Regions from separate parts of the Homo sapiens genome. Here region 1 is linked to region 2. The links are chromatin loops, found by intact Hi-C in ENCODE. Cell type or tissue: PC-9. All regions are shown on one strand. Links, peaks and the distances in the headings refer to the core of each region. The heading gives the core; the rest is flanking DNA. Region 1 overlaps MIR548A1HG (MIR548A1 host gene). Region 2 has its middle 160 kb from the start of MBOAT1.

Evidence for each region. Hi-C counts contacts between places; a loop is a spot of excess contacts. Peaks named below come from ENCODE experiments on the same cell type or tissue, not always from the same donor. Only the 100,000 strongest peaks of a DNase experiment are listed, where the experiment ranks them.
Region 1: a loop joins it to region 2, with 8 times the contacts of the local background. A loop is called at or near these places in 16 of 110 quality-filtered maps.

Annotation. Positions count from the first base shown.
Region 1 is chr6:18,523,585-18,532,742 of GRCh38, reverse strand. All of the region lies in intron 1 of MIR548A1HG (MIR548A1 host gene), which reads right to left. Among named protein-coding and RNA genes, the nearest start is that of MIR548A1HG, 5.4 kb to the right of the region's middle. RefSeq lists an enhancer at 4,516-5,151. In PC-9, for the core only: a CTCF peak has its summit at 4,194 (motif pointing left); no DNase peak of the experiment used is centred there.
Region 2 is chr6:20,052,267-20,061,424 of GRCh38, reverse strand. No RefSeq gene overlaps it. Among named protein-coding and RNA genes, the nearest start is that of MBOAT1, 160 kb to the left of the region's middle. In PC-9, for the core only: a CTCF peak has its summit at 4,831 (motif pointing right); no DNase peak of the experiment used is centred there.

The sequences.
Region 1 (9,158 bases), core at 1,755-5,754, 1.5 Mb after region 2:
AAAGAAGGCTGACCTTCAGTGGGCAACTGGCAATATCAGGCAAGGCTTCATGTAGTAGATGTGATTTGAGTAGAGCCCTAGAGAACGAGTGGATCATCAATAAGCAGAGATTAGGAAAGGAAGAGAAAAAGTATTACAAGACTAGGGAGAAACACCAGGAAATGAAAGTGACAAGTTGCATTAGGATCATTCAGGGTCTTGAATACAAGGCAGGACATTTGACATGTGAAAATAAATTCAATAAACAATCCAGGGGCAATGAAAACTTTTGAGAAAAGTAGCACTCCTCCAAGAACTATACCCTGGGAGCAGTGTGTAGCATGGAGAAGGGGACAGTCTAGAGCAGTGATTCTCAAAATGTGGTCCCCAGGACAGCAGCAGCACCGAGGAACATGCCAGAAATGCGCATCCTTGGGCCTCACCCCAGATGTCCTGAATCAGAAACTCTGGAAGTGTGGTCCAGAAATCTGTGTTTTAACAAGTCCTTCAGGGAATGTGGATGCATGCTCCAGTTTGAGAATCACTGGTCTAAAGACAAAAAAAAATCAATTATATAATAATTTTAGTCATCCAGATGACTGGTAATGAAGAATTAATTAATCCAGGTAGAATAATCATAGTAAGAAGGTAAAAGATAGAACAGACTGGGGGGAAAGCAGCTGATTTTACCAAAAGATCAGTGATCTGAGGGATGGAGATCATTACATCTCCTCAAATTCTGTCCCCTAATTTTCCAGACAGATGACCACCTTTCCATTTTTTCTCCAGTTTGCAAGAGATATTATGGAAGCACAACTGAACAACTTCTGAGAACAGGACAACCAGACACAGAGAATGAAGGATAGAGAGCACTTTAAATGACTCCAAGTTTTAAGCCTCAGAGGTAGGCAGCTTAAAGATGCCTTTAACAAAGAGATGAATTTTAAACAACAGAAAAAGACAGGTGGAAAAAAGGCACCAATCCATGTGGTTAGTTTTTACTATCCAGTGGGAAATAAAAAGATTTACAGAAGCTTCCAAAAATGTATACTATACAGTAAGGTAAAATAACAAGATAAAAAATTTTTAAAAGAAAGAAAACAATGAAGCCAGAGAAAAACAGGGATAGAAAAGTAAGTGGAAGCCACAAGTGGGCCAGAGAGGCCATGATTTTGGCTCAAAGAGTCTTTGTATTAATAGTCACAACTCTGGAAGAGCCACAGGGTCCGTGAGAACTGAGCAAGTCAGTGACTTAGGAAAAGCTCATTTCTTCTCTGTACTGAAAACAGGGAGAAAATTCCACCTTGGACCATCAAAGAGGTGATTTATAATGTAGCAAATGATATTCTCAATACTGACCTTTGAGATAAAGAACTTGGTTTGAGGATGTCACATGGAACTGTATATGCCTTTAGAAAAATCCAATGAATATTTCATGCAAAAAGTTGAGAATGTGAACCTGAAGCTCAGAAAGTCAGGAATAAAACTACAAATGAATTTGGAATTTTCCCACATGAAAGAGATGCCCAGTGTGCAGATAAGAACACAGTAAGAAAAACAGAATTGAAAAGGTCCCATTGCTATGATGGTTTAATGCCTATGATACACAGCCTAAATAAAGATATAATATTGCCACCAAAACTATATATTAATAGGTTTCAAACATGAATTAGCATTTAACTAAAAACATGAGAATGCTTCCCTCTTGGAAAAAAAGAAAGCTAAATTCATCAAATTTTAAATTTATAAAACAGATGGATGATTAGCATTCAAAATGATTCAACATTGGATGTCAACGTTGATTTTTTTTTTGACCGGCAATTGCCCTTAGGAAAGTCAGTTTATGAAATTTCACTTCTCACTAGTTTTTCAGCACACATCCATTGTATTAGATGTGGAAAACATAGTTTAAAAACTGTCATCCCAAAAATTGTTTGAAAAGTTTCTATGATAGATAGGTTAACAAACTCTGTTGGATAGATGAGCTATTCTGCTATGTCATGAAAAGGTAGAACTTTCTGATAAGGCTATTTCAAAAAAAGTAAATATATCCCAAAGATTGATGTATGAGTGAGGATTGCTTTGGCTGCAATCATCAGAAACTGATTCTAACTTTTAAAATTATATATATGCATATATATATTTAAAAATTATTGGCTCACAGATCAAAGGAAATATTGAAAAGTCAGGCATTGGTGTTACCAGGATGAATCAGTCACTGCTAATTCTCCATTCCATACCACTAGAATCAGGATTTCTAGTCCTGAGGCAAAGAGCATTGCTTCGTATGCCCAACTCTTGGCTAGACAAGGACAGGGCCCCTTTGATCAACAGCTCCTCTTGGGCTGCACATAGCCTTTTTTAAAAGGATGTCAAAGTCATGCTATGACAAAAGATAATAGGCAGGAAGGAAACAGCAATGAATGTCTACAACACACAGCAAGCATGCATTTCTGATAGGAAAGCAAAAACAACCATGGATGTTGACATATAAAATGAATCCAATCATCATCCCAGAAATGCAAGTATTTTCATGTTCATATGCCTTGAATATCTTAAGAACCCAGAAATTTATTCTAGGTTACTATCAATTCAGAAAGACTCTTCATCAGATAGGGAGGATTTTTTTTCTATCGATAGGAACATAACAGGACCACTCTGTCTTGTTCTTATATTTCATAAAAATAAAACTAAAAGGAACAAGAGGTATGTTTGACCTTATATTTGAAATAAGCCAACATTATATTAAAATATTAATGCAACCTTAGACAATGTTAATAGAAAATTAAGTCCAAATGACAGGAAATACAGTCTCAGTGACTTCTCTCCTACTCAAACAGAGCACTGTTTTGAATTCTGAGTTTTATAATTTAGAAAGAATGGGCTCATGCCTTTAATCTCAGCACTTTGGGAGGCTGAGGTAGGTGGATCGCTTGAGCTCAAGAGTTCGAAACCAGCCTGGGCAACACAGCAAAACCCCATCTCTACAAAAAATACAAAAATTAGCTGGCCGTGGTGGCATGCCTGTAGTCCCAGCTACTTGGGAGGCTGAGGCAGGAGAATCACTTGAACTCTGGAGGCAGAGATTGCAGTGAGCCAAGATTGTGGCACTGCACTCCAGCCTGGTAACAGAGCGAGACTCTGTCTCAAACAACAACAACAAAAAATTAGTCAGGCATGGTGGAGTGCACCTGTGGTCCCAGCTACTCGAGAGGCTCAGGTGGGAGAATCACCTTAGTCTGGGAGGTCAAGGCTGCAGTAAGCCAAGATCACACCACTGCGCTCCATCTTGGGTGACAGAGTGAGACCCTGTCTCAAAAAAAAAGAAAGAAAGAAAGGATGCAGCAAATTAAGAGCACACTCAGAGGACATGACAGGACAGCAAAGAAACCATTGGAATAACAATGAGGGGAAACAGGAACATTTAACATATAGAAAAGAGGATTTGGGACTTAAATGACAACGGTCTTGAGTGCACTGTGCTGTACGGCAAAGAAAAATTGAATGTGTTCTCCAAAGATCTAGAATCCGGTTCCTACTCTATTCCTATTTACTGTGTGATCTCAAGCAGGTTGCTTCCCTTCTCTGGGTCTTATGTCTTCACCTTTATAAAAGGAGGTGTTGTTTTGTGAGCAATGGCAGGGGGTTTTCATCAGACTTAGGTTCAAATCCCACCTACATGGCTTACCAGTTACGTGGTTTTGATCTGAGCCTTTGTAAAATACAGATAAATAAAGATGAAAATTCCCTCAGAGCTTATTGTGAGAATTAAATAAAATAATGTAAATAAGATGCCTGGTGCAATGCTGATACATAGTTGATACTCAATAAATTATAATTTACAATTACTAATTACCAATAAATGGTAAATACAGTTATTCAGTAATACGACTCTATAAAAGATGTGAAATGCCATTACAAGAAGGCGATACAGTTTTCTGCCATGTTGCAAGACCAGCGATAAAAGTTATAGGAAAGCAGGTTTTTCACTAATTGAAGAAATAACTTTCTAATAAGTAGAACTAACAAGAAAAAAAAGCTGCCTTGCGAAGTAGCAAAGTTCCCAACACTAGGAATGTTCAACAGGGTCATGAAGAATATCTGTTGGGGACACTACAGAACAGCTTCCTATATTTTGAATGAGAAATAGATAAGATCCCTTCCTAATTCAAATGTCTATGACTTTCAGCTGAATGCAGTACCAAGTGCATTCATAGTTTATAATATTAATGTACCACTGCCCTCTAGTGTATAACCTAAGAAGATAAAATCACTGATTAAAAAAAAGGAAAAAAATGTTTGCACAAGCATCATGCAAAATTATTTTTATTGACAAAAAGTTATCTCACCAATCATTGAGTAGAACCTTCTTATTTTCAGGTGAGAAAACTAGAGGACAGAAAGTGATACAATTAGCCCAAAGTCACAGGGCTACACAGCACAGAGCTGGGATAAGAATCTCACTCTCTAACTCTCAGGTCAGGGTTCTTCCTGACATGTCACATTCCTGAGGCTGCAGCATAGATCCAGTTATCCTTGGATAGCATCACTTGTCTGAGCCAAAACTCTTTGGTTCTAACCACGTAACTGGACAAGTTTCTCTCAGCACGATGAGTCCAGCACATCCTCAATCACAAGTTCAAACCCTTACAACCATGTTGCTGAAAAAAAAACAATGGTTAATGAGGCCATGTTGACAAGCATAGTTCATTATCAGCAAGCTAATGACCACTCAGGCCGCAGCAGGGATGCCAGCCTACAATTAGGTCTGCAGTGATGTACAAACAGAAAGGGACTCTAGTTATAATTAAACCTGATCCTTTAGTCCAATTGCTCATTAGGAAAGAAAATAAAACAATCCACAGATCCCACACAAGAAGGCCTAAAACTAATGCTTTGGTCCGGGGATGAAATGTTAGGCCATTGAGCTATTAGCCCATGTCTGTCTGCTGCTGAATGAGCACTTAAGCTTATATTCTTATTCAAAATACTTTGTAATGAAGGAGGATTGGTTTTCATCTTACTGATTTTGAAAGCCGTGGCACAAAGGATGCTGGATAATTTTTCATTTTCTTCATTTTGCCTATCACGATTGTTCAATCGTTTTTCCTGTGGACCTGTATTACTTGTGCAATTAAATATATTTAAAAAGTACTAAATCTTGCCAAAATCTCTTCAAGTAATGAAAACTAGGCATTAAACATAAGAATACACATAAGCACGAGCCTTTCATAATTAGAAGAAGGAACTACCTCTATAGAAAGGCAACATGATGTTATAAAAATAAAAAAGTCAGCACAGTATATGGGTTCTGAAACCAGAGGACTGGAATTCATGCGACAGCTTTGCTAGTGAACCCTTGGACGGGTATCTAAAATTTTAAAGGAAGGTGTCTGTGATTAAATGAAAGGTCTAGGTAAAGATCCTAGGAGATGTGAAAAAAAAAAAGTGATTCATAAATTACAGGTTCCTTCCTCTTCCCCATATTCCCCTGCATTGCTTTTCTGTCCTCATAATTCCTAAAATATGTCTAAATCTAGAAAGAGATGTCTTACTAAGAAAGACCAATTGAAAGCTTTGAATTGATGAGGAAAGAAGATGTAAGTAGGCCTAAGGAGGGAAAGTAGTAAGAAGAGAGGGAGAAGAGGAGGCAGTATTAACAAGAAAGAAGAGAGAATGGGCTTCATTTGGAGACAAATTCTCTGGAGCCTTGAGAAGAGGTGGGGAGGACATTGGAAGAGTGAAGCTAATGAGATTAGAAAAGGTTTGTTTTCTCCCTTTCTTCCCATTTAGTCCCTTCCTTACCTTTTTGTCTCTTTCAGATTCTTAAATGATGAAGCCCTTTCTTATTCCTGTCCATTTATCCTTCATCTGCAACTTCTTTCTCGTTACTCAGTGCCCTAGCCGTGTGCTTTTGAATCAATCTCGCCAGCACCCTCTGGAAGTGTGTGTCATCAATTATCTTTTCATTACATAACGTTTCTCACACATACCTTCAATCTGCTCTTCTCTACTGGTCTCTTATCTGTCTATCTAAAAGCATTCTTAGGTTTTCTCTGTACTTAAGATTCAATCCCAGGAGCCCTTATATTGCCATGTGCTCCCTGGGTAACAGAAAGGGAAAGCACTGTGAAGAATACATCATTCTTTAAAAAACCAGTTCCTGCGCTCAAGGGGCTTACCAATTAGTTGTGGAGAAAAGACTATGTCATTAGAAACAATGGTGATCAATAAAAGGAGTATATAATTAAGTCCTAAATTGGCTCGTCAGACTCTGAGTCTCTACAGCTTGGGGGATGCACGCCAAGGAGTTCCCCAAGGTGCTATGGTAAGGGATGATTTGGAGGAAGCACCAGGCCAGAATATTGCACAAAGCAATTACTCAATAAATATTTGTGATTTGGTTTGAGACAAAATGTTAGCTAAGCCTTGAAAATCATTATAAGATCGCCACTTCTCCCACCTACTTGACAATTCTCCTTCTTCATTGGTTTTAAGGTGCATATTGTTTCACATCTTAACAATTCTGGAACAAGGATGTATTTTTCAATCAAGGAGACTCAGCATGTGTTACAGACTAATTGCCAGTGCTTTTTCTTTCTTAGTGGTATATAAAATAATGGTACAACTTACAACCGATGGCTTCTTAGATTCCATAAAACACAGTTTTTTTGTGTATCCAGTATATTTCAGGTTGCTATTTTAGGCCCTAGGGATATGTGAATAAGAAATGTAAAGTTTTTCTTTTGTGAAGCTTGCATTGTGATAGAGGAAGACAGATAATAAACAAATTAACAAATATATGATACACTGATGCCAGGTATGGTGACACAGACTGAATAGGAACTAGATTTAGGCCTAGATCCCAATCTACTGTGCAGGAAAATAAAAAATAATGAGAAGTGAAGTTTTTAAAAATCAGATTTCACGTACGAGAAATAGCAATTTGGAAGGAATTTACACATATTTTGGGTATTTCATCTCCTCTGCTAGACAGTGAGCTCCTTGAAAACTTTTTATAAAGGGCAATTTACTTAATTTTACTACAAAAGCTGAAAAATATAGTATGGATTGGACCCTTGATCTCAAGGGTCAGGAAACTTTTTCTGTATAGAGCCAGAGAGTCAATAATTTCAGCTTTGCACATCATATGCTCAATGACACAACTACTCACCTCTGCCATTGTAACACAAAAGCAACATGGATAAATACATAGATAAGCATGGCTGTTTTCCAACAAAATTTGGTTTATAAACACAAGTCGCAGGCTGAATTGGCTCCACATTGCAGTTTCCCAACCCCTGAACTAGGTAGCTATTCCTAAAGGCTCCTAGAACTCTGGAATTCTTTGAGATCTAAGCCTGGAGACCTATTTACCACAGCATATACAAATGATCCTCGACTACAATGGTTTGGCTTACAATTATTTTTCATTTTTAATGGTGCAAAAGCAATACACATTCAATAAATACCATACTTTGAGTACTCATACAGCCATTCTGTTTTTCACTTTCAGTATGTTATTTAATAAATTACACGAGATGTTCAACACTTTATTGTAAAATGGGCTTTGTGTTAGATGATTTGGCCCAGCTGCAGGCTAACATAAGTGTTCTGAGTATGTTGAAAGTCAGCTAGGCTAAGCTATGACATTTGATAAACCTATAGGTGTATTAAATGCATTTTTCCTTATAATAGTTTCAATTTGCAATGGGTTTATTGAGATGTAACCCCTCGAAGGCAAGGAGCATCTGTACAACATCCACAAGATTCCCCAGATTGTTAGTAAGGCCACAGAAACAAACCAAGAAAAGGGGAGCAGCAATGTTTCTGGGGTATCATATGTGGAGATGAACCCATTTACAAAGGTTTGCTCAAAAACCAAAAATTTCAACTCATCCCAACATACATGGCCTTCCAGATAGATTCAGGGAATCCTGCACTAAAAAGAACAGGTCTTTTTACAGCCACAGATAGGAGGTCAGCAGGTGATTAGTGAGGTCTGCATGCTCAGACCTGGCTTGTTGCACTGCGGTCAATTACACAGCTGGTTACAAGTGTGTGTTTGCACCTGTTCAAGCCTTCAAATGTGCTAATCCTATATTAATTAAGCAACTTCTTAGAAGCAGGTTAAAAACAAATTAGACCCTGCCATCCCATGCCTGTTCCAGCCTTCCCTTGGTAGCCCTTCATCTATAAGGGATCATCTACAGAGGGTAAGGAGCAATGTTTCTTCGTAATTCGGGAGGGGCTCATTATGCCCCATCAATTAGTGCTGCCACCACTTAGTGAAAACAGTTGTTGGTACATAGCCCATATTAGTGACTAATTAATAAGGGTTGATTAGCTAAGCCCCCTCACAAGGTATAACAGGCAACAGCCACCTTCCACAAGGACTACGGATTAAAACAGAGATATCAACAATGTAAAATGAAAGAAATTTTGCTGGTGACCCTCATCTTTTTTTTTTTTGCTTGGAGACGGAGTCTCACTCTTTTTCACCCAGGCCGGAGTGCAGTGGCGCTGTCTGCAAACTCCGCCTGCCGGTTCACGCCATTCTCCTGCCTCAGCCTCCCGAGTAGCTTGGACTATAGGCGCCCGGCTAATTTTTTGTATTTTTAGTAGAAATGGGGTTTCACCGTGTTAGCCAGGATGGTCTCGATCTCCTGACCTCGTGATCCGCCTGCCTCGGCCTCCCAAAGTGCTGGGATTACAGGCTTGAGCCACCGCGCCCGGCTACCCTCATCTTTCTGAATGGGTTAAGAGACAGCACAGTCCATAGCTAACCAGTACACCTTATGATTTCAATACATTGAAATGATTTCAGTTGCCAAGGATGTCTGGCTTGTTATTCTTTGAATCATTGATAAAGGGAGGAAAGTAGTACCATAGCAGATTAATGTGGGAGCTTATCTCAGGGAGGTAGAAAAATCGACCCTGTACATGTAGGATGCACACCATACTGCAAAACATAGGACATGAATGTGTATCTATTTAGATATCCCTGTTGATATTTTCAAATGTTATTTTTATTAGGAGCATGGAATAGTGGGTAAAAACAAGAGACTCAGATTAGTGATTTGACTAATTATGGATCAAGCAAAATGTTCATGTTTCTGTATATCAGTTATTGTGTTATATCATAATTACCTGTTGTGTATCTCCCTCATTCACACACA
Region 2 (9,158 bases), core at 2,692-6,691:
CACTTGAGCTGGGTAGTTCTGGCTCATGGTTTCTCACGAGGCTGCAGTCATCTGAAAATTGACTGGGGCTGAAGTGTTTGCTTCAAGCTCACTCACAAGGTCTCTGTTTGTTGCCAGGTGGATTTCATCAAAGGGCTGCTTCAAGACATGGCAGCTGGTTTCCCCCAGAGTGAGTGATTGGAGAGAGCAAAACTGCAATGTCCTTTATAACCTAATCTCAGAAGTGGCATACCATCACTTCTGGCATGTTCTATTGGTCACAGTGCTCTATGGGTCACTAATATTAGTACAGTATTGGGAGGAGGGCTACACAAGGAGTGGGGATTGTTGGTCGCCGTGTTGAAGTCCAGCTACCACTCTGAGTGTGTGTGTGTGTGTGTGTGTGTGTGTGTGTGCATGTGTGTGTGTGCGTGTATATTTCATCTGTAATTACTTTGGCCCAAAGATCTCCCCTCACCCTTACCCCTGTTTAGTACACACAGCATATAGGGCTGGACCAGCTTTTGCCATTCCAGCCTCTGCTCTTCTTTTCCTCCTTCACACTTCAACCTGCACTTGAGTTTTGCAGAATGACCTGTACTCTCACCCTTAGGCTTCTGCATTTTCTGCACATACCTCCTTCATCTACCTTCAGTCTAGGCATCAGCTCCTCTTAGAAACCTCTCTTGAACCCCCAGTCTAAATTAGCTACCCCTCCTAAGTGTTCTCATGGCACCCTGTTCTTCTTCTGCCAAACACTTTTATGTGGAATTTTAGAATCATGTGTCGATATGCCTGTCTCTGCTTCTTGAGCATGGGGTCTGGTGATTTATTAATGGACTTAGGATCATGCTAGTCCATACTACATGGTCAACAACTTTTGCTGGGAGAATAAGTAAATGAATGAACACATTATGAAAGTGCCTCAGGGCTTTGTGATCCATGAGAGATTGGCTGATAAGACTTTTGTTTCGCCATCACTGCCACCCCCACCACCACTAACATCATCATCATCATCATCATCACCATCACTATAGTTTTGTTGTTATCTCCCCAGTGAGCTCCAACCTATCCAGAGCTCTGCTGTGTGAGCTTTTCCAGATCCACAGTGTGCCAGCCAGCATTGCAATCAAGTTTTGTTTTCATTATGCAGGCTTCCTGTGAAGTTTTAAATTAATTTTAATCCTCTCCTCACTTTTAAGGCCTCTAAAAAGAGCTGTATTCCCACCTTCCTTGGTAAACTGGGGCCTATCCCATTTCCCTAGGACGGCTTTCATTCTGGCGAGGGCTGCGTGCTCCCACACCCCTGCACCACTCCGTGCCAGGGCAGTGGGCTTCCAGACTTCCAAGCTGTGGGCGGCCCTCCACCTGGGCTCTGGGGAAGCATGCCCAGTCCATGAGAGCCACGCCAACACCCACCTGGGTCTGATGGATCCTCAGCTTTTTAAAATTCACTCTACAACATGCATTATTTTTTGTTTTATTGTTTGCTTTTACCACTGTTAAAAGTAGACAATATGAAAACAATTATTCTGCAGAGCGTTACACATTTCTAACAGCCTTCCTGAAATGTTTGGTCTGAAGCTGCCTCTATGGTTGTGAGAAATATGTGTAGTACATTTTTTTCTCCTTTCTTGATAGAGATTTCCATTTTATTGCTGAGAATGGGTTAGAAGTTATTCACAGACCCACTCAGGAAAATGGAAGTTACTCTCATAATCTCTATTATGAGATAAAGAAATGGAAGTTACTCTCATAATCTCTATTATTTATTTAGTGCTTGCTAGTTCCAAGCTTGGCGTTAAGTATTTTCACATACTTGGTGTCATTAGAGCCTTACGACAACCCTATGCAGCAGATACTATTAACCTCATTTTGCAGAGGTTCAGAGAGTTTAAATAATTTGTTCAAGATCACAGAGCTGGCCGTGCTGAGATGGGGTCTTTTGTCCTCTGATTCTAAAGCTCACTCTCTTGTCACTACCCAAAGCTGTCTCTTTTCCAGCGTTTTCCAACTGCCAATCTTCATGAATGTCTTGGTTGCCTGAAGATGAATTTGTCCACCAAGAGTGAAGAGTTTAGTGATTTGAGAAGCTGTGGAAAGTAAATGAAATGAGATACAGGGCCCATTCTGCTGCTGGGCTTTTAAAGAGAGAGGTGAGCAAAGCAGGTCGGCTATTTTGGGCTTAGAGCCAAGCCTTCTGGGGCTGTCCCAGGGAAGAACATTGCTGAGTTGTGGGGTAGAGCTTAGTGATGGCATGGTGCAGAGACAGGGCCTAAGGGGAGCTGTCTCAAAACCACTTCCTCCTCCAGGGTTCCTTCTCTGTGGGAGCCATTCTACTTCCCCACCCATGGGGGAACCTCTCTCTGTATTTTTTCCCCCAACACTATTTCTAGGATCCAGACACTAGTAGGCGCTGGGCAGGGATAGATGTCATGCTGGCTGATACTGCTAACTGGATAAACTGTGTGGAGCCTCAGTTTCCCCCACTTCATGGTCAGCAGGCTTTTTAGAACAGAAAGAAATTTGACGGTCTCTCTAGGAACCATGGCCAGGTTCCCACTGTTAGACACACACATAAGGGTCTCAGATTCATCTCAGGCTTGGGCCTCCCATGTGGTAGCCGAGCCATCAGGCTGGCTGTGAAATGCCTTATTTTATTTTCTGCCTAACATCAGGTTGCAAATGAAAATACCTTTTCAACCCTAGTATTATTACCCCTATGGATGGCACGTTTAATGTGCGCTATTCATTGTTATAATGGCCGCACCTGTGTAGCACACGCACACTGGAACTGCAGCAGCTGTGGACTGTAATTGCAAAACATTATTTTCTGTTTCTCCCCGAAAGCTTTTGTGCATGTGCGCGTGTGTGTTATCTGTGTCCGTGTGTTTGTTTCATCTATAATGACTGTGGCCCAAAGATTCCCCATCCCTACCCCCCTTTTTAAACATAAAACTAAATGTAAATACACTTATTTCTAAATGCACATTTCAGTGAAAGTCAGATGCAACCCCCCATCCCTCCCCTACACATTCAGTAATGAGACTTCAGAGAGCTACTTCGGAGCGTGTGGTCTGTGGAAAGGTTCACGCAATCGCCGCTGCTGGGTGCAGTGGTCTTTATGCTCGTTGGCACACAGGCTCTCCCATGATTAATGCATTTGTTCCTTGATATTCAGCCCCTGCAGGACAGAGAATCAATTTAGCACTCACAGGCCCAGATTATCACCAGTACCAAAGACATTTCTGCACCAGGGGCTTCCCCATTCAAAACGAAAAGATATTTTTCTTTTCATTTTTTTCTTTTTTTAGAGACAGAGTCTTGCTCTGTCGCCCAGGCTGGAGTGCAGTGGTGCGATCTCGGCTCCCCGCAACCTCCGCCTCCCGGGTTCAAGCAATTCTCCTGCCTCAGCCTCCCGAGTAACTGGAATTACAGGCGCGCACCACCATGCCCGGCTAATTTTTGTACTTTTAGTAAAGACGGAGTTTCACCATGTTGGCCAAGCTGGTCCCAAACTCCTGACCTCAGGTGATCCACCTGCCTCGGCCTCCTAAAGTGCCAGCATTGCAGGCGCGAGACACTGCGCCCGGCCCAAACAAGATTTCTAAGAAGGATGTGTTTTTTTCCATTTGCCTCCATTGGTTCTCATGTCTGGTGGATGAGGAAAAGCACTGTCTGCGATTTGGTCAAAACAGTTGGCTTTTCTCCTTTCCGTGCACTTCTTTAATTTGCAGAGATGCCATGTAGCCCGCTGCTGCAATGACTGTGGGGGAAACCAAGGCAACGGTCTAGCACAGAATTGAGTTAACACCTTAGATCGTGCAGTAGGGCTCCTGGTCAGCCACCTGAAGGGCTGGAGAACAGAAGACAAGGCTATCAGCAGTGTTAGGGACATGCCGCAAGTTGGGGCTTCACCACCGAATTTCCCACCTGCGAAAACATGGATGAGGAAGACAGGGCTGTCAATTTCATCAGCCACATCCTCAGAAAAATGAATAGAGCTTCTCTGAGAAGTACTGCAGCTTTCCTCTAAGCCCTCGGCGAGATCCTGAATGAAGAGGGACATTGGGTTTATTGGACATTTAAACAGCGCTGAGAAGATCAAGTAATGCGGTCCTCATCCAGCAGAGCAATGAACTTCGTCGTCTTGCAGACTCCTCCACGTTGGAGACGCAAACCTCAGGCGTAAGCATGGGGAAGATGCTCAGTACTAAGTGGGCAGGCGCCTTCTTTGCACAATGCATAGCTCTTCACATAAAGCGTGTCCACCTTAACTGCCTTGCTTTATTGAAAACATTGGTAATGAGAATTGACTGATGGGAAGGGCCCACCCATTACGGTAAAGAAATGTGAGCATTTTACAAATTCTCAGGATATGAGCACAGATGTCTTTGTTTCTGAATGCTCAAAATATTACTGATGACCTTAAAATACATTGAAAAAAAATCAAATTCAAGACTATTTGGTTAGATGAATTTGAACCTATTATTAAAAGAGAGAAGTTGTAATTAAAAAAAAAACTGTAAAGAGAAAACCTGGTTGAGAGTCTACCCACCATTCTTCAAACCCTGTAAGAGTTAAGAAGTCCATGAATGAGATTTTTTAAAATCTGGTAAACTTTGTCAGTGTGATTATTTCTCTCTTGAAGAATCTGCTTAATTGGCAAAGTGGGCTTTCTGTTCTGTTAGGCATATGATTAGTGCTTTTATAGTGACTTGAGTTTTTGAGGCTATCAGTGCTGTGCAGGTAGAATAATAGAAAAGTCACAGCAAAATTATTTATTAACTCATGTAAACGAGTTTATAAATAAGCTGGAAAGCAGGGTTGTGGTGAATGCTTACTAAGCTTTTGTCCAGAAGGTGGCAACATTTCCTTAAGAATTTGGGAGAAAATGCTGGCTTCAGAAAATGACGATTTATCTTAGGACATTGTGTTCTGTTCTCTTTTCAAAGGTACAGCACAAAATGCACGTCCCCACACCCATGCTCCCTCTTTATTCTCAACAGATTCCAGGGAGAAATCTTGCCGTTTCTTCTCTTTATCTTTCTCTCTGGAGAGTAAATTTACATTGTTCAGATTTTCAAGCTGAGATGAGTTTATGCTGAAATGAATTTATGTAGCTGAAAATATTAGATTCTTAGTCTCCCCACTTCACTTCATCTCTCTGAAAGGTGGTGTTTTTGGAGAAAAGGGCCCATGTGAAGAGTCACTTACATTTCTAGCAGGTAAATCGGATGCCCACTCATAACCGTGAACGTGTCTTACTTTCTGAAAATCCCAACAAACCTCAAGATGACTATTTGCAGCGATAGCGCTTTGCTACACTGGATTGCTCTCTCGTTTCTTAATGTTTTGTTCATGCAAACATTAAGATCCAGAAGCAAGACAGAAGAGAGTGAGGACACTTGTTTGGGCTGAAGGAGTGAAAATAAAACAATGGATTAGGTTGTCCATATATGAACATTCCGAATCCTGCATGCAGCCCAGTGTCTTAATAGCAAGTTGGGGGAATCCTGTTCAGGAATTGGAAATGTTGGTTTGTTCATCTCTACTCCACCCCATCCCTATAGTCCCCCATTTCCCAGTATATTTTAATTTTGGGAAGCCATGGTGGTTGAAAACACACACATACATATACAAAAATGGGCCTGTTTTAAAGTAACTTTGAAAATTCATTACTTTACCCATGACTTTTGTTTCTGACTAGCATATCCATGTGTAACGTATTTCTTTCCTGGTTCAAAAAGAAAGTTGGAGTCAACTGTTAGAAAAGAAAATTTGAGTTAATTAAATATTATTTAGTTATCAAAATTGCTCCAAATTACAAAAAAGAATAAAATAACATTTTGTTTGTTTGTTTGTTTGTGTTTTTGAGACAGGGTCTTGCTCTGTCGCTTAGGCTGGAGTGCAGCGGTATGACCACAGCTCACGGCTGCTTTGACCTCCCTGGGCTCAAGTGATCCTTCCACCTCAGCCTTCTGAGTAGCTGGGACTACAGGTGAAATGTAATTGGGCTGCTGATTCTTTGTGTTTATGTATAATCTTAGGATCATGCCTTTCATGCTAGAAATGCATTCCTAGTAGATTTCTTACTAGCCAGTCTTGCTGTTCTTACTCGTGTTCTCTCTCTCTCTCTCTCTCTCTCTCACACACACACACACACACACACACACACACAGTTTCCAGTAGGACATGCACTTCACCTTCTTACCTCTGACTCAAGTATCCCCATTGCAATCCATAATCCATAATTCATAATCTCCCTTGTGCAGAGACTAGAAAGTGCCTTCTCCAAGGTTGGAGAAAGCACTCAGATGGCCCCATGTGCTCCACACGCCAGACATGAAAGCTTTCATTCCTTGTTTCTGTAGCCATCATGTGGCTGCTTCTCTCTCGGACCTCATGAGAAGACTTACTAGGAGTCTCTCTCCCTCCCCTCACCCTTGTACCCCTGAGTTTCTCCTCTCCCCGGCCCTACCTCACCACACAGCCAGTTGTTCCATTCCTGTCTCATTTCTGACAGAGCAGAAGAGCTCCCTGATCTGCCCAAGAGGTGGTGCATGTGTGGGATGACCCGGACCCGGGATGAAGGACGAGAAGACAAAATGTCCAGCTACCTAGGCACATCCACTTGAAGAATTTAAAAGCAAAAAATGTCTAAATAATGTATACACATGATGCATAATACATAATATAGTATAACATACGATACAAAATCACATGGTCAAAGGATTAAATTTTGTTTGGTTTTTTTGGAGATAGACTTTTGCTTTGTTGCCCAGGTTGGAGTGCACTGGTGCCATCATGGGTCACTGTAGCCTCGACTTCCTGGGCTCAAGAGAGCCTCCCACCTCAGCCTCCTGAGTAGCTGGGACTACAGGAATAGGCCACTGTGCCCAGCCAATTTTATTTTTTATTTCTAAAGAGATGGGGGGGTCTCCCTATTTTACCTAGGCTGGTCTCGAATTCTTGCCTCAAGTAATCCTCCTGCCTTGGCCTCCCAATGTGCTGGGATTACAGATATGAGCCGCTGCATCTAGCCAAAATTTTGTCTTTTTGAAGCCAGTAGCATCTTCTCCAAGGTTCAGAATATTTCGTCTATACATGTAGCTAATTGAGACTTCCTGAAGCTGCCGAACTCAAGTGGCAAATTTGCTCATGTTACACTTTTCTGCTCAAAGAAAACCAGGTCTCTTTATTGTTCTCATCTTGCACACAAGTCCCTGTCTGCTGGGTAGGTGCGAGGGGTTGGGGCAGTTAGGGCAGGGGACACCACCTAGTAAAATTCTAGAAACCTAGTCTGATGTGTAGTTGTGGCTCTGCCTCTTTGGATCTTTCAGATTTCCCACCCCTGGCTCTCACCACCCACCCCAGGTGGCACGCAATCTCTTAGCAGTGAGGCCATTTATGTCCTCACTGTCTTCTGAGACAGAGTGGTTGGCCTTTCCTGCTTCCTGGTCTGGTGATCATGGAGAAATGCTGGTTCCATCTGGCTTTGGACCATTTGTCCCTTTTCTTAAAGCCCCCACCTGAGAGCATCCTCATTCTAACCCAGCCTGTGTGGGTTCTTTATGCATCATCACAGTGAGGCATGTGGTTACCTGAGTCCCCATGCACGCTACTGGGACAGGAATGTCAGAAGACTCACCAGGTCACTCCTCTGATGAGGCTGTGCCTGTGTCCTGGGCCACGGGGAAGGCTTGCCACTACACCCTGCTATACCCCAGGAAGGTGCCACCAGCGGGTTCTCGTATACCTTGCTGGATTTTTTTTTTTTTTTTTTTTTTTTTAGGCAGAGTCTTGCTCTGTCACCCAGGCTGGGGTGCAGTGGCATGATCTTGGCTCATTGCAACCTCCGCCTCCTGGGTTCAAGCGATTCTTCTGCTTCAGCCTCCTGAGTAGCTGGGATTACAGGTGTGTGACACCACACTTGGCTAATTTTTGTATTTTTAGTAGAGAAGGGGTTTCACCATGGTTGCCAGGCTGGTCTCGAACTCCTGACCTCAGGTGATCTGCTCACCTCAGCCTCCGAAAGTGCTGGGATTACAGACATAAGTCACCACGCCCAGCCCTTACTGGATATTTTAAAAGCTGCTCCACCCCAGAGTGGACCGGGAGAACCTTGATATTGGACCTTGCTTTCTTGGCCTTTCTCATCTCCTCTTCCCACAATCTCCTTCTGGGGGCAGCCTCTAGACTTTTCTTAAAGGTTCAGAATTTTCTATCTGTACGTCTTCCTCTTTGGCATATCCTCTTTCCACTTTAGGGCAACAAGCATAATGGCCTGTCATAAGCAGAATGGGAATCTTATCTACATTATAGAAGAAAGTCTGAGACCTGAGCCCTCAGGCTTGTTTCCTGATACAGGAAAAGAATTTAGAAGATTTTCTTTCTCTCTCTCTCTCTCTCTCTCTCCATCTACAAAATCTATCAAACTATTGTCTTTCCCAGCTTTGAATGCTGACAGCTAAATTCAAACACACTATTTCTCTTTAAATTTGTCTTGATAATCCTAATGCCTTCTACAGTAGCCTGCCCTTCAATAGATGCTTCCAGATGAGAGGAGATAATGTACTATGTACAGGAATGCACAGTAAGATTTCTTGCCTCTTTCACATTAATTTCACTCATGCCTGTAAAAGAGGGTCCCTCCCAGCCCCCAAGCTCTGTGCAGAGGAAATGTTGCTTCCCTTTTCTGGTAGTCCTGTTGATGCCAACACCTCAGCTGATGGTTTGGAGTAAATGGTAGTAAAGGGTAACTTGTGGCAAAATGCGAGTTTGGATTTGGGTTTTAGTGAATATGTTTAAGTTACCGACTTACTCTAATTTACTTACAGACAGTATCTCATAATTTAAATTTCCATCTGGTAAATTATTAAGTAAAGTACGTGTGACATTTGTGGGTGTGGTGGGGTGTGTTGTGGCATGGATGTGTGGTGTGTGTGTGTGTGTGTGTTTGTGTATGGAGGTGTGTATTTTGGAGGGTTGGGATGGGCAGAGGGAGTGTCTAGGAAAGTCCAGTTTCTACTGCCATTCAATCTTTTTTTTTCCTGAGGCGGAGTTTTACTCTTGTTGCCCCGGCTGCAATGCAATGGCATGATCTTGGCTCACAGCAACCTCCGCCTCCCGGGTTCAAGCAATTCTCCTGCCTCAGCCTCCTGAGTAGCTGGGATTAC